Linked DNA regions of Homo sapiens: region 1 is linked to region 2. Evidence: chromatin contacts called from ENCODE Hi-C data. All regions are on one chromosome and are shown on one strand. The core of a region is the stretch at or near the end of the contact, and the rest is flanking DNA. Distances in the headings are between cores, read along the strand shown. Region 1 holds the start of PYHIN1 (pyrin and HIN domain family member 1). Region 2 overlaps LOC105371460 (a long non-coding RNA gene).

What was found. A loop is a pair of places that touch in the nucleus more often than their neighbours do. Pooled maps may share reads with other maps.
Region 1: a loop to region 2 is called in a pooled map, with 5 times the contacts of the local background. The contact joins the promoter of PYHIN1 here to the enhancer-like site in region 2. A Hi-C loop is called at or near these places in 5 of 50 pooled maps.

Annotation. Positions count from the first base shown.
Region 1 is chr1:158,930,302-158,932,801 of GRCh38, reverse strand. It overlaps PYHIN1 (pyrin and HIN domain family member 1), which reads right to left and starts at 1,250. Exons shown (of 9, transcript NM_152501.5): 1 at 1,026-1,250.
Region 2 is chr1:158,147,346-158,152,430 of GRCh38, reverse strand. All of the region lies in intron 1 of LOC105371460 (a long non-coding RNA gene), which reads right to left. Among named protein-coding and RNA genes, the nearest start is that of LINC01704, 9.2 kb to the right of the region's middle. Within about 2 kb of position 2,655, at least 22 of the 41 ENCODE cell types and tissues checked have a DNase peak (open chromatin) inside an H3K27ac peak, as active enhancers do.

The DNA of each region.
Region 1 (2,500 bases), core at 1-2,500, 780 kb before region 2:
GCAGGAAGTAATCTTAAAATGAATAAAAAACTGCCTTTCACATCTGGTATAGAATGATGCTAATGTAAAAGTTAAACATACTTATGAAAATATTGACACATTTGAATTATTTGAATTATTTGAATAATTGTGTTTGCAAAATGGATACATTTTCTACTATGTGTTTGCACTTGTAGAATAATATTATTTACAAAATGTTCTCACATATGTTTTTGTGTGAGAACATGTTTTGTAAAATTGAGATACCGTAAAATACAGCTGTATGTCTAGATGTGTTTTTTACTTAATATTATTTCCTGATACTTTGTGCACATCATTATCTTGTCTTATTTTATCTTCTACTTTCATTTTAGGTTCAGAGGGTACATGTGCAGGCTTGTTAAATGAGTAAACTGTGTGTCGCTGAGGCTTGTTGTCTGGTGATCCCATCACCAAGGTAGCGACATAGTACCAGATAGATAGCCTTCCAACCCACATACTGCTCCCACCTTTCCTCTCAAGCAGTCCCCAGCGTCTACCGTTCCCATCTTGTGCCCATATGGATTCAATGTTTAACTTCCACTTATAAGTGAGAACATGCAGTATTTGGTATTCCTGTGTTAGTTCACTTAGGGTAATGTTCTCTAGCCGTATCCATGTTATGCATATACAGCGTGGAATACTATGCATCCATAAAAAAGAATGAAATCATTATCTTGTCTTTTGCCCAGACCCCAATGGCCACCAAGCTTTCTAACCTCAGAGAATATATACTCAGAGAATTTGTTTTAAAATCTGCAATGGTCAAAATGCATATTCCTTCATTCATGCCCCAGTTGTAGAATAAAGGATATCTACTATCTTTGAAGTAAGTAAAGAATTGGAAGTATTAACTGCAGTTTTCACTTTTCTGAATATAGTTGATACCAGCCCTACTGCCCTCACCCCACTGCCCTGAAGAACCAATATCGATTTTTCCCTTGTGATTTTGTGGCTTTCAAGGAAGCATCTAGATCTTTTCTATAAAAAATACCCACAGTACTCACCTTACTGGGAATTTCTTCAACAGTAGTCCAGATCTTGAGATCTTCAGAAATGTAGGAAATGAGGATTGTTTTGAATAGGGAAATCAGTCAGTAAAGCTCTCAGAAACTGAAATACAGGATGTTATAATCTCCTGAAATGCTAAGAAAATGAAGTATTTTCAAAGACAACAAGGGAAAATGGCCCTTCTTAGAGTCACTTGACTAGTGCTGGCTTCCTCATACTCTGCTTTGCCCTGGGGAGAGAGAAGTTGTGAAACAACGTGCAGACTCCTCCCACCCATATTTTTTGCTTTCCATCCTGTTAGAGAAAATGAACAGTTTCTTTCCTGTAGGTATCTTAATCAAAGTAAAATTTGTATCAAAGTTATATTTAAAATTTTTTTTCTTACAAATGTTGATATCTGAATGGAGTTCCAATCTTAGAACTTTCTTAACCAGCAGACTTACATGTGGGACATTAGGGACCTCTATTCCGATGAATGATTGTCAAATATGAGAGAAGCAAGGTGGTTTCTTCTCCCTCCTTTCCTGTGCGGTTGCAGGGGGAGATCTTGGTAGGAGCATCTATTGCTACCAGTACTTTACTGCATCTCCTGCATGGGAGAATGTCTGCTATGAAATAGCAGTTGGTTTAAATACTACCTGAAGCATTCACCCAGTTATTAATAGTTGACAAACCTAGGGCTTTCCAGATCAGAAAGTTATTATGAATATATAAATCCTTTCTCAAATATATATAAAGGAGTTTAACACTAGCTGTCCTCTTGACTATGACTAGGTTATTTTACCTCAATGATTACATTCATGATTCCTCAGGTTTCCTTCATTATTCATGGAAAAACACAAGTGGATAGTGGGCTCACAACATGACAGCATCGAAGCCTTGAAAATCCTGGAAAATGCACTGAACTTCTGGTAGACCGAGAGTCCTGTTAAACCCTTTGCTCAGCAGTATTTTTTCTGTTAAGGGCAGTGGGTGTCCTTCAGAGTACTAAAACCCCAAGATGTCAAATAAACGACACCAACTGGCAGATGATGTTGTGTTAACCCAGCAGCAGATCTGCAAGCAGGATGTGGCCATGAGTGGAAAATGGGGCCCGAAATACAGCTGTAGGGGAGAAAACAAGTTTTTTTTAAATTTCCCTTTTTAGGTTATTAGTTGACACTCTCCTGAAAACAAACGTCAAATTAACAAAAGAAAAACAAGCAGTTTATTAATGTGTGCTCTACTCATCACAAGGGATAGGCCTCAGTTCAAAAGTATTTCTCTCTCCAGGCTGTGGCTTAGAAACCTTGTTTAAATAGTATTTCAATAAAGAGCCATACGTTCTATATAGTGAAAAGCAAAGGAGAAAGCAGTTCCAGTCATTTAAAAGGTGGGAAAACGTGGGAAGGTAGTAAAATCTGTTCCCAGATTCCTCAGGTTCCTGGTGGCGCCTTCTCCGGGCTGAAAAGCAAGTGCTTTCTCCAGTAAA
Region 2 (5,085 bases), core at 1,406-3,905:
AATGGCAAGAGAATCGTAGTGGGAGACATTGACAGAGTATTCATGGCTGATCGATTTCATCAGCCCAAACAGAACTGTCACCTAGAGTCCACTGCTCAAATTGGCTCCTTTTATTTTTTCCTGGTAAACTAGCCAACATATGTGGAGTATGCTCAATTGCCCCTTCTAGAAGGCCTTAAAAAAAAAAGTGTTTTTTTTCTCTCTTCAGTATTTTATTTGATGTTTCTGTTAGATTTCTTATCCCTAAGCAATGGCAGAAAAATATGTTTGCCAATATACAATCAGCTCTGAGAGTCAAATGAAAACTGTCCTTCTTTACATGTATAGGTTTCTCCAGTGCTGCATGAGGGCGCAGTTGTGCTCAACTTTTTCTCAAGGTCAATACTACATTTATAGATTTCTTCACCATTGAGGATTTTGGTGTTGGATGAAATGAAGGCACCAAAAGATGCTTCACAGCATTGGACATAATATATGGGACTTCTCCTTCAAGTGGATTCTCTTGAAGCTGAGGAAGGACGGCACACTAAGTGAAGATCTTCCCACTTACTGCCTGCACAGACCCACTCCCCTGAAGAATGCTTCTGTGGAACAATCACATCTTAGGGGAAATCACTGACATATTCTTCTTGGTGAGTTGCCGTCTATCTTTCACTGTCTTCCTGTTGCTGAACAATTTACAGATTGGAGGATGTACAGCATTTATGGACCTTTCTTGTAATATTTCAGTATACTGTGATACCCTGGAAATGTCCTGCTAACCAAACCTGAGTAAAAAAAGAAAAAAAAATACATGTCTCAAATGTATATTAGTATTATGGGAATCCAACATTTTTGAGAATTCAAAACAAAGGAAGAAAACCAAAATGAGGTATAGCCAAATTTCCAACTTCCTTCCTTCCTTCTTTCTCTTTTTTTTTTTTTTTTTGGAGACAGTATCTCACTCTGTCGCCAAGGCTGGAGTGCAGTAGCATGATTATGGCTCTCTCTGCAGTCTTGACCTCCCAGACTCAAGCGATCCTCCCACCTCAGCCTCCCGAGTAGCTGGGACCACAGGTCCAGTCACCACCATGTCTGGCTAGTTTTTGTATTTTTTGTATAGATGGGGTTTCACCATTTTGCTCAGGCTGGTCTCAAACTCCTGGGTTCTGGTCAACTTTCATTCATCCATTATCACTCTCCACTTTCAACTATTACTCTACATATTTTTTAAATGAAAAATAGTATTGGTTTTATTGCATATTTCATGCTTTGAAAGAGATAATAAGCAGATTCTGGAAGTTCTTTGAAAATACAACCATGGTGTTTTTGAGAGCTAGACTAAAATATGACTTTAACATGATATACAAAAGAAATAGCTTGGGTCAGAACAAAGGGAAGGGGGCCTTAAGAATGGGAAGTGGAGTGTATAACAGAGAAAGATGTGAAGAAGCAAAATACTTTGGAATTAGCTGGGGTAGGTATGGGAAGGAGCAGAAGCACACACAGAAAGGTAAAAGATAAATCGATGTCATTCTGCAATGTTGCTCACCTGTATATCTGTGTTCTCTACAACTGAACTCTCAGCATCTAAGATTCTAACTAATGCATCCCCACCACAGAGCTCACAGACCTCTGCACACAGCCAGCACTAAAGAGTTTTTGAGGGCACAAGAAGTTTTACTCTCTCTTCCCCCTCTTTCACCATATATCTCCCTGACGACTTCTTCAAACCTAATACATCAGTTTCCTCTCTTTTTCCAATTTGTTTCACTTCCCACTCTCTGACCTAGAAGTCAACCCAGGGTTAGGTCCTCTGTTAAATGACAGGCTGTGGAGGCCAGAGACAAAATGGCAGGTCTGAGAGTTCCTATCTAAGGCCACCAGACTTCAAAGAAGCAAAGAGGCTACAGAGAGGTAGAACATAGAGGTGGAACCAGAAGAGACAAGGATCGGAAGAGAAGCAGAAATAAGTGAAATGAAGTAGGATGGTTCCGATCTGCTCGTGCCTAAAAACATTTACTGTGGGATCCTTTTCTTAGGGTCCTTGGCGTGACTCCTGGGGCAAGGGCAGAGTGTTAGAGGAGCCCTGTCTAGGACAAAAACAAGAAAAGGTACTCACGAGGGAGAGAAGGATGAAGATTCCAGGAACTGCGTGTGAGAAAGAGGACAGAAACAGAGTATTTAAGACTAGTCGGAGCTAGTATGAAATAATAAAGGGAATCTGTAGGTATTATAGAGGGAAGCCAAAGATGTGGGAGGAACTGAGCGTTAACGAAGGCAAGGCAGAAAGTGACCCTAGAAATGCTGTCGGGTTTCCAGTCCCTGCTCACACTTCATTCAATGTCTCATCCAAAAGAGAAACAGCAGAATTAAGCCACACCCACGTAGCTAGTCCACACTCGATTCCCCCGTGCAAGCAACTTTTTCTCAAATGATTTTCTCAAAAATCTTCGTGACTCAACTAGTCGCGAAGATTTCCTCTTAAAAGAACAAACTGCTACCACCCTGCAAAAACTACAACACCCATAGTGCCCCGCGCACAGCCCGAGTGACCCATTCTCTTCCGATTCCCACCAGCTAACGGTCTTAGCCAATTTCCTCGGCCGGGAAATGATTTGGAGCACATGCGCACTTCCCCTCCTTGTCCTGGGCTGGCCTCCAACTTGGAACGCCGGCGAACCGCCTGACCTCTTCCGGCGGCCTCAGCCTGGGACGCATGCGCACATCGAGGCTCCCCGACATCAGGCGCGGGTCTTTAATTACATATTTTGCTATGCTCCAGGCTATGCATTTGGAACAGTGCTTTCCTTTTTATCTTTATTTTGTTTCTTTTGCTTAACTTCGGGATGCAGCAATGAAGTGTTATTAAAAGAGCCCTAAAGCTGAGAGTGAAATTTGGACTCTGTAACAAACCAGCTGTGGGGTCTTAAGCAAGTCACTTAAACGTGGGGACCTCGGCCTCCAAACCAGATGACACTCGAGGCACAGCCTGCCTCCTATCGCTGCTGGAAAGACTGTGGAAATGGTACTGTTGGTGCCCATAGACCTCCAGACCCCCATGGGACAGCAGCTGGGCATTCCTCCACCATTGAATGAAGTGTGAGCAGGGACTGGAAACCGGACAGCAATTCTAGGGCCAGTTGGAAGGAGAGGTAGGGAAAGAGAAGCTTCCTTCGCCTTTCCCTCGAGCCCACGTCTCATCAGTAAGCAATTCCTGACAGTTCTCCACCTACATATCTTCCCACTTTTCTCCATCCACACTGCCATTTCTCTATCTCCACTGCCATACCATTTTCTCTTGCTTAAATGATTTCCCTGTTTCTAGTCCCTACCCTACCGGCTGTGGGATCATTCTAAGATGCAAATTTGATCATTAAAATATTTCATGGCTTCTCTTGGCCCACAGAATAAAGTCCGAACACCTTAACAAGGCTGTCATTGCCTGACTTCTTCCTAGTCTTCCAGACTTCCTTCTCTCCCTCTGTGTTCCAGTCATCTTCAGAAACTATCAGTTTAACAAACCAGGCTGCCTCTTACTTCAAAGACTTTTTGCATGTAGAAACAACTTAATGAACATTCTGAACTCTGCTGAACATATTCTCAATGAGGTTTTAACCAGTGCCTTCAACCATACTCTCAGTTCTTCCAGCCCTGACGGATTCTGTAGTTTTCTGTTTACTTAATTATTAGAAGTCCAGTCTAATGCAGTCCACTTAAAATCTTACATCTCATTTCAAGTTTTGCAGTGAGATTTGCAAAACTTCCTTCCTTCCCCTCAGCACCAGCCAGACTTGAGCAGTGGAGCTTGGTTTGGGGAAGTGGTGTATTCTGTCCTTTAATAGAAGTCTGCCTTTCCCAAAAATACTTATTGTGTTGGGACCCTGAGGAAAAATCAGGGAGGGCTGGGAAGTGAGGGCCAAAAGTCATTTTGCCTAACTGGGCATTTAATTGCAATTGTCTGTTGGTTCTCTCCACCTCTCAGTTGAAGGCTGATTGGTCACGAATACCTTCCATTTGGAAGGTACCCAAATGCTAGTTCTTAATAGGCACATGGGTTAGTTCCCTGGGAGCTCTCCCCAGTACACAATTCCTTGATGGGAGATCTGCTGCAGCTTAAAACTGTTACTGGTAGAGGGTCTTGACTGCAAGTTGTCCAGATTTTTGGCGTTTTCAACAAAGGATTGGACAAAACGCACAGCAAAGCAAGGAAAGAAGGAACAAAAGCAGAGATTTATTGAAAGTGGAAGTACACTCCACAGTGTGGGAGCAGGCTGAGCAGAGGCTCAAGGGCTCTGATGCAGCATTTTCTTGGGTCCAAATACCCCCTAGAGGTTTCCCATCGGCCACTTGGTGTTCACCCCATGTAAATGAAGTGGTGGCCCACAATCAGTCTGATTGGTTGTGGAAAACAACCAATCAGAGGCTGAAGTGAAGTTACAAAGTTACACTCCTATGCAAACATCTGATTGATTGCAAAAAGCAACCAATCAGAGGTACTTTCAGTTTCCCATCTGCCCTGCAGAAAAGGTAGGAGTTTTTAAAGGGAGCAGCTTCTGGTCCTTTTGTTACTTAGGCGTGGAAAGTTAAGGCTTTCCTTTCAATTTAGTTCTAAGGAAGTCGGCATGAAACCGCCTTAGGTTCCTTGCCTTCAGACCCTATTCTCCTGCCTCATAACTACTTCCCACAACCCCTCAGCCCTGCTCTTGGTGGTATAACTAGGTTCCCTGGCTTGGCAGCCAATTCTCTTGGAAGGAGAACCGGCAAGATGGCCCACACCCTGTTGAGTTTCACACTGTTCATTTAACTCACAGTAAACTCACACCGATTTCCACACTGTTCATTTGACTCACACATCCTTGCTAAACCAAGTGGTAAGAGTGATAGCTCTTTCCCTGTCATCCTTCTCTCCCTGCTCTAGTGATCACAGAGTACAGATCAACAAGCTCATCAGCAGATATCCAACCAGAGATTGAGATAACAGTCTCTTCTTGCCAGCCCACCAATTTCTATGAGTGATTCTCTTGGAGACCCCTCACTTGGAGGAGGTGAGAACAAAAGTCACATCACTCATTTCCGTGGCTGGGTACACACGACTCCATCAGT